Linked DNA regions of Homo sapiens: region 2 is linked to region 1. The links are chromatin loops, found by intact Hi-C in ENCODE. Cell type or tissue: heart right ventricle. All regions are shown on one strand. Each heading gives the region's core, and the rest is flanking DNA. Links, peaks and the distances in the headings are about the cores only.

Evidence for each region. A loop is a pair of places that touch in the nucleus more often than their neighbours do. Peaks named below come from ENCODE experiments on the same cell type or tissue, not always from the same donor. Only the 100,000 strongest peaks of a DNase experiment are listed, where the experiment ranks them.
Region 2: a loop joins it to region 1, with 2.9 times the contacts of the local background. A loop is called at or near these places in 27 of 110 quality-filtered maps.

The regions. Positions count from the first base shown.
Region 1 is chr1:42,755,795-42,758,702 of GRCh38, reverse strand. It overlaps P3H1 (prolyl 3-hydroxylase 1), which reads left to right. Exons shown (of 15, transcript NM_022356.4): 5 at 781-920. Among named protein-coding and RNA genes, the nearest start is that of P3H1, 9.8 kb to the left of the region's middle. In heart right ventricle, for the core only: CTCF peaks have their summits at 1,333 and 1,540 (motif pointing right); a DNase peak (open chromatin) is centred at 1,622.
Region 2 is chr1:42,150,931-42,153,838 of GRCh38, reverse strand. It overlaps GUCA2B (guanylate cyclase activator 2B), which reads right to left and starts at 429. Exons shown (of 3, transcript NM_007102.3): 1 at 299-429. The coding sequence starts at 388. In heart right ventricle, for the core only: no CTCF peak of the experiment used is centred there; a DNase peak (open chromatin) is centred at 1,480.

The DNA of each region.
Region 1 (2,908 bases), core at 368-2,867:
TTGTTATAAACAACTGGCCTAGGAAGCCAATACCAGCAACCCAAAAAGCTGGGGGAGGGAGACTTAGGACCTCATCTCTTGTCCCTTCTATAACTTGTAATCTATTTTTGCTTTTGAATTAAAGTTAATAGCAAAATAAGGGTATGCCACAGTTTAAACTAGCTCAGAGGACATTTGCTAGCCCTCTCCCTGGTATAGCACTGATGCTTTTGTGGGGCTGCCAATTAATACCCAGAAAACCAACTCTTTGCAGAGTCCCTACTGTGTGCTAAGCATTACAAACATATTGATGAGTGTACAATATTTACAGTTGAGTTGAGATGACTAACAAATATCAACAAGAACTATTTTGCCAAAGAGACAATCTGCTATTGTAATCTTCCTTGTCTTCTGAAAATCTATAGAAAAAAGAAGGTAGGAAGACAGGGAAATTGATCTAATGATTGAGTGTATTGAGGCAAAATATTAAGGAGTATTGGAATTATTTGTGAATCTTAAAAGATGTGGGCATGCAGAGAATTCTGATTCTTTTCTGTTTCATTGTTAGGCAGCCCTGAGGACATTGACCACCTCACCTTAAAATTAATCACACATTCTATGTGTATTACTTAACTCCTGCCCCTGAAATCAGGCCATCATGTTAAGTAGCAGGCACCAGCTTGTCATGCTGCCATTGCCTCAAGCTTTGTGGAGACTGAACACTAAGTGGTCCCTGGTGCTAGGATTTTATCCTTTCCTTTTGACTCTTTCCTCTCAGCCATTCTTCTTTCCACTTTGCAGTTGGGAATTATACACAGGCTGTTGAATGTGCCAAGACCTATCTTCTCTTCTTCCCCAATGACGAGGTGATGAACCAAAATTTGGCCTATTATGCAGCTATGCTTGGAGAAGAACACACCAGATCCATCGGCCCCCGTGAGGTGAGAGACTTCCTTCTGTTATGACAGCTGCCAGCTGAACTCAGACCTGAGGGCGGAAGAGTGGGGTAGCAGAGGGGAGTAGGCGCTGTGCGTGCAGGGCAGGGGCCAGATGTCAGTGTTGGGGCCAGATGTGAGTTCAGTCACTCGGCTTGTTATTCAGAGGAGAAGGGAGCACAGGGAGGGAGTGTGGGGAGTACACAGGAGCCTCAATTAGCGTTATCTGGGCCCAGAAGTCTATTCTCTGAGTCCCGCAGAACTGCGCGGTGAGCATATTCTTTCCCCTCTTGGCACCCCTAACTTGGACACTCGATATTATTTGGCCAAGAGCTATCATTTTTCACTTAATACTGGTTGTTTTTTTTCTGCTCACCTGTTTTCTGTCTCCATTTTCTTTCCCATCTCTTCTTCTTCCTGCCATTGTTTGTTCTCTCCCATCTTTCAGCATTTTCCCTGTCTCTCTCCAAAACCAGGAGAAATATCTGTATAACACAAAGACTGCTGCGCTGAAAGGAGACACCCAGGCTCTTCTTCCGAGCTCTGGAGTCTGAGAGCCTCCAGTAGAAACAGCCTCTTGCTGCCCCTCCTGTGTGGGTTGTCATTGTAGTTGTCCTCTTTAGCCACTAGATGGTGACCATCTGGCTTTAAGATGGCACTTCCGGTCTCTTTTGTCTTGTTTGGTTAATACCTTTTCCCTGCCTTCCTTATGGCCATTAAGGGGAGTCTGAGGGGAGTGAGGGGAAATAAACCCACGTGGCCAATCTAGCATTTTTAACTAGAAGTCCCCTTTTGGAAAGAAGGCAACTAACATTTGTTGAGCCGCTGTCCAGGCGAAGCTCTGTGCGGGGTGGGCTGTATCCATCATCTCATTTAATCATCACAGCCACCCTGCAAGGTTGGCACTCTTCTTCCCACTTTAGGGATGAGGACTGTTAGCATCTGAGAGATGAAGTAACTTGTGCAGTGGCTTGTGGCCAGTCAGTGGTGACCGGAATCTGTTCCCTGCTTGGACCCAGTGCAGGCACAGCTCCAGACACATGGCTGACACTCAGTAAATCAGCATCGAATGAATAAAGATGGAAGTGGGGTTTGCTTCATAGCAGCCTTATAGGGTCATTGGAGAGGGTTAAATGAGATAACATAGCATTTGGTGACAGAAGCCAGTAATGTAAACTCCTGAAGAGAAAACGTCTCTCTTCCTCTTAGGTAAATATAGTAGATGACATAGGATTCATTGACTCCTTTAATTCCTCCTTGAACTGCCTCATGTTTTATTTCAACTGATGTCTCCTTTTTCTCTTCCTTCCTCCTCCTGCTGCTTGGAGATTAGCAGGGCACCTAGGGAAAGATGTGACCCCGGAAAGTACTCAGTTTCCCTGCCCTGGGTAAGCCTTGCCTGGGAGTCCATGTGGGAAGCCCAGAGTGCCAGGCCCTCCCCTTTAGCTGCTTATCCTCAGGGAGGGGTGTGGTCTGGTTAGGGTCTGAGAGGAGGCAGGTGGCAGAGCAGAAAGCACATGGGCTTTAGGACTGTAAAGACCCGGCTTTATCTGTCCAAATGCACATTCTGCTATGAAAAAAAAGAAAAAGATAACAGAAGACCTGGGTTTGACTGTAGGTCGCTGCTCTCCCATGTCCTGTAGTGTCACCTTAGACAGTGGTACATCTCCTCTGTGCCTCAGATGCTTCCTCTGTAGAATGAGCATACTAGTATCAACCTCAGATGTGGCTATAAAAGATCAAATGAATAACATGTCAGTTGCCTAATGCCTGATTCCTTTTCCTGCTTTGTGGACTCCTGTAGAAGTCAAGAAGGAATTCTCCTTCTTTGAAGAATATTTCCACTTTTGAGAATCATCAGATTATCTGTCCTAGAGACTAATGGGGGTTGGGATGGGGGAGGAGCAGGGCTTTTTCCCTTAAGGAAAGCCTGGTTATTCCAGTACCTCAGAGGTACTGTTGCTTGTGCCAGGCAGAGGACACAGAAATTAGAC
Region 2 (2,908 bases), core at 180-2,679, 600 kb after region 1:
CTCCTCCCATGCAAGGAGGAGCCTTCTGTTCCACACCCTGACCTCTGTGACCAGCACGGGCCTTTGAGGGGAGCAGCGCTGAATCAGTTTGGTGTTGTCATTGCCATCATCACTGCCATCAACATCTGGCTGCCCCCACCCACCAGCTGCCTTGGTCTCTGGGCTGTGATGGGTGTTGGGCTGAGCCCCGGGCCCCGTGCTCCCCCGGTGCCCCTCTGAATTCCCAGTACACCCTCTCCAGCCTAGCCTCCCACCATGGGGCCCTTCAGGCAAAGGGAACGCTGGCCAAGGGACTCACCTGGATGTAGACTGACTGTGTGCTCTGCAGCAGCAGCAGGAGGACCACGGCCACTCCTGGCAGGAGCCCTGATGCAGCCCTGCAGCCCATCGCGCTCCCTGGGTTCCCCCTGCCGCTGTCCACCGTCTCCCATCTGTGTCCCTGCCTAGCACCTCCTTATAGGTCAGGCTCAGGAGTCCTGGTCACTCATTAACTGGCCAGCTGGGGTGGGGTTGACAGCTAGCTGGCTCTCTGACAAGCCGGGGCTGGTTCCTAGGAAGGGGGTTGGGGGCGAGGAGGGCAGGAGCCCAGAGTCTATGGGAACACAGTGCTTGAACACCGAGTGCCTGCCATGTGCCGGGCTCTCCATGGGGGCCTTGGAGCACACCATCATTCACTCCTCAAGACACCTGTGTGGGTGTGATGACGGGGAGGCCATTTTACAGACAGGAAAAGTGAGGCTCAGGAGGGAGGGTGGCTTTCCCCAGGTCACGGAGCTAGTTAATGTCAGAGAAGGGGCTCCAGCCAGGTGTCCTTGGCCCAGGTCAGCCCATGGTCCTTTCTCTGGGGGAAGGATACAGACAGAGAGGCTGGTCCAGGGCAAAGTGGGCAGACACTGCTGATTTCAGGGTTCTCAAGACCCCACTCCCCCAAGACCCACATCTCTCTCACTCCCTCTCCTCAGTGCTATTTAACGACTATCTTTCAGACCAGTCCTGGCCCCACGTTTTGAACCTGCCTCTGCTTGCCATCTCCCACCTGTGCCTGGGTGCTTCAGGCCATGTTTGACCCATCTCACCTGTCTGTGCTTTCAGAAGCCAATAGCCTAATCCAGCATGGAGGAAAAGGCAGTAGTGTTGGAGGCAGATTGACCCGCATTCAAATCCTAGTCCTGCTGCAGCTGTGTGATTTAGGATACGTCACATCAATTCTAATGGAATCTTAGTTTTCTCTTCCATCAAATGGGCATGATACAACCCCTCTCGTAAGGTTGCTGTGAGGGCCCCGGCCCACCTGAGGTTGCCCTTATCTCCTGGGTAATGCATCCATAGCAGCCCCTGAATCTTACAGTTGCCTTCTAGGCAATGCATAACCTACTGCCCCAGTGGTTGAAGGTTGGGTCAGAGAGAAGAGGGCAAAGTCTCTAAGGGTGATATCACCACTGCCATACCAGGCAGCTGTAAACAGTGCGTGTGCCAGGGCTCAGCTCTGCCAGGCACAGACTCTGGCATGTGGCAGGCTCCCCTGACATTGAGCCTGAACGTTGGATTGAAGCCCTGATAGCTCACCTTGGCATTTAAGATGCCACTCCCAAAAGTGGCTAAAATCTGATGTCATCGTGCTTCCCCATACCAACCCTATTTGCACAGGTCTAATCCCATCTCATGTCTTTGCCTACTCATTCCACCTGCCTGAAATGCCATCTTCCTTTTTCTTATCTCAGACTGAAATGAAGAAGAAGCTCAAGTGAACTTTGGAATTTCTTATGTATTGCTTTGAATCCAGACTTCAGCCTTTGCTCTTTAGAGTCTATGGAAATGAAGGGAATCTTACATGCCCTCTAATCTGTAAAATGAAAACAACCATCTGGGAATAATAGCTCTCATTTCTTGAATACTGTGCACAAAGCTATGTTATAGTCGTAATCCCATTGAATCCTAAAGGATAGGCATAATGGTTATTCCCATTTTACAGATGAGTAACCTGAGGCCCAATGAAGCACCATGTTTGTTGTCACTGTGGGAGCAAGAGGGGTAAGCAGATTTTCTACCTGGAATTCTTGCCTTTGCTCAGCCTGTGGTGTTATAGAAAAAGGAACTGAGGACTTAGAGATGAGGAGAGCTGGGTTCAAACCCGAATGACAGCACTTACCAGCTGTGTGATCTTTGGTACATTACTTAGCTTCTCTGAGCCTCCGCTTCTTCATCAGTAAAGTAGAGAAAATAGTAATAATAATTTTTAAAAAGACCTCATAGTGGTTGTTGTAAGGAAAAACTGAACGATACCTGTCCCAGGAGAGCCTGTGACTCTCCCTAAAACCAACCATTTCCCCAGCATGTGCCTGGCTTATGGGGGATGCGTCATGAAGGGGGGTTTCCCTGCCTCTCCTTATGTAACTCCCATGACAAGCCCCATCTCTCAATCTATAGCAGGACCAGTGCTGCTTTCTGACATGCACAGGCTGAACTCAATGCTGGGCTGGAATGTCCATACTTGGGTCTGATCAACTGTAGGACCTTGGACAAGCGACGACCTCTGTGATCTCAGTTTCTCATTTGTAAAAATAATGTGACGTCTCCAGTGTTTGAGGTTGTTATGAGGCTGCTTGATACCTAAATCTATGGTCTTTCCACGAGAGGAAGCTCATCTCCCTTGACCCCCACATCAATGGGACATAGCGGTAGGGTCTGGGGGCCCCTTGGCCATGGTGTCTGTCCTTTCCTCGCCCTGTGGCTCCTCCAGCCAGGGCCCGTCATGTGTCAGTCTTCCCTGGGAACCAGGTATGACTTCCCTATCTGCCTAACATGACTCAAGTTTATTTGTCAAACCCACCTCCTCCTAATCTCTTTCTAAATGACCCACCATCCATCACAACCAACTTGGCCACAGACGCAAATCCTTGACGCTACC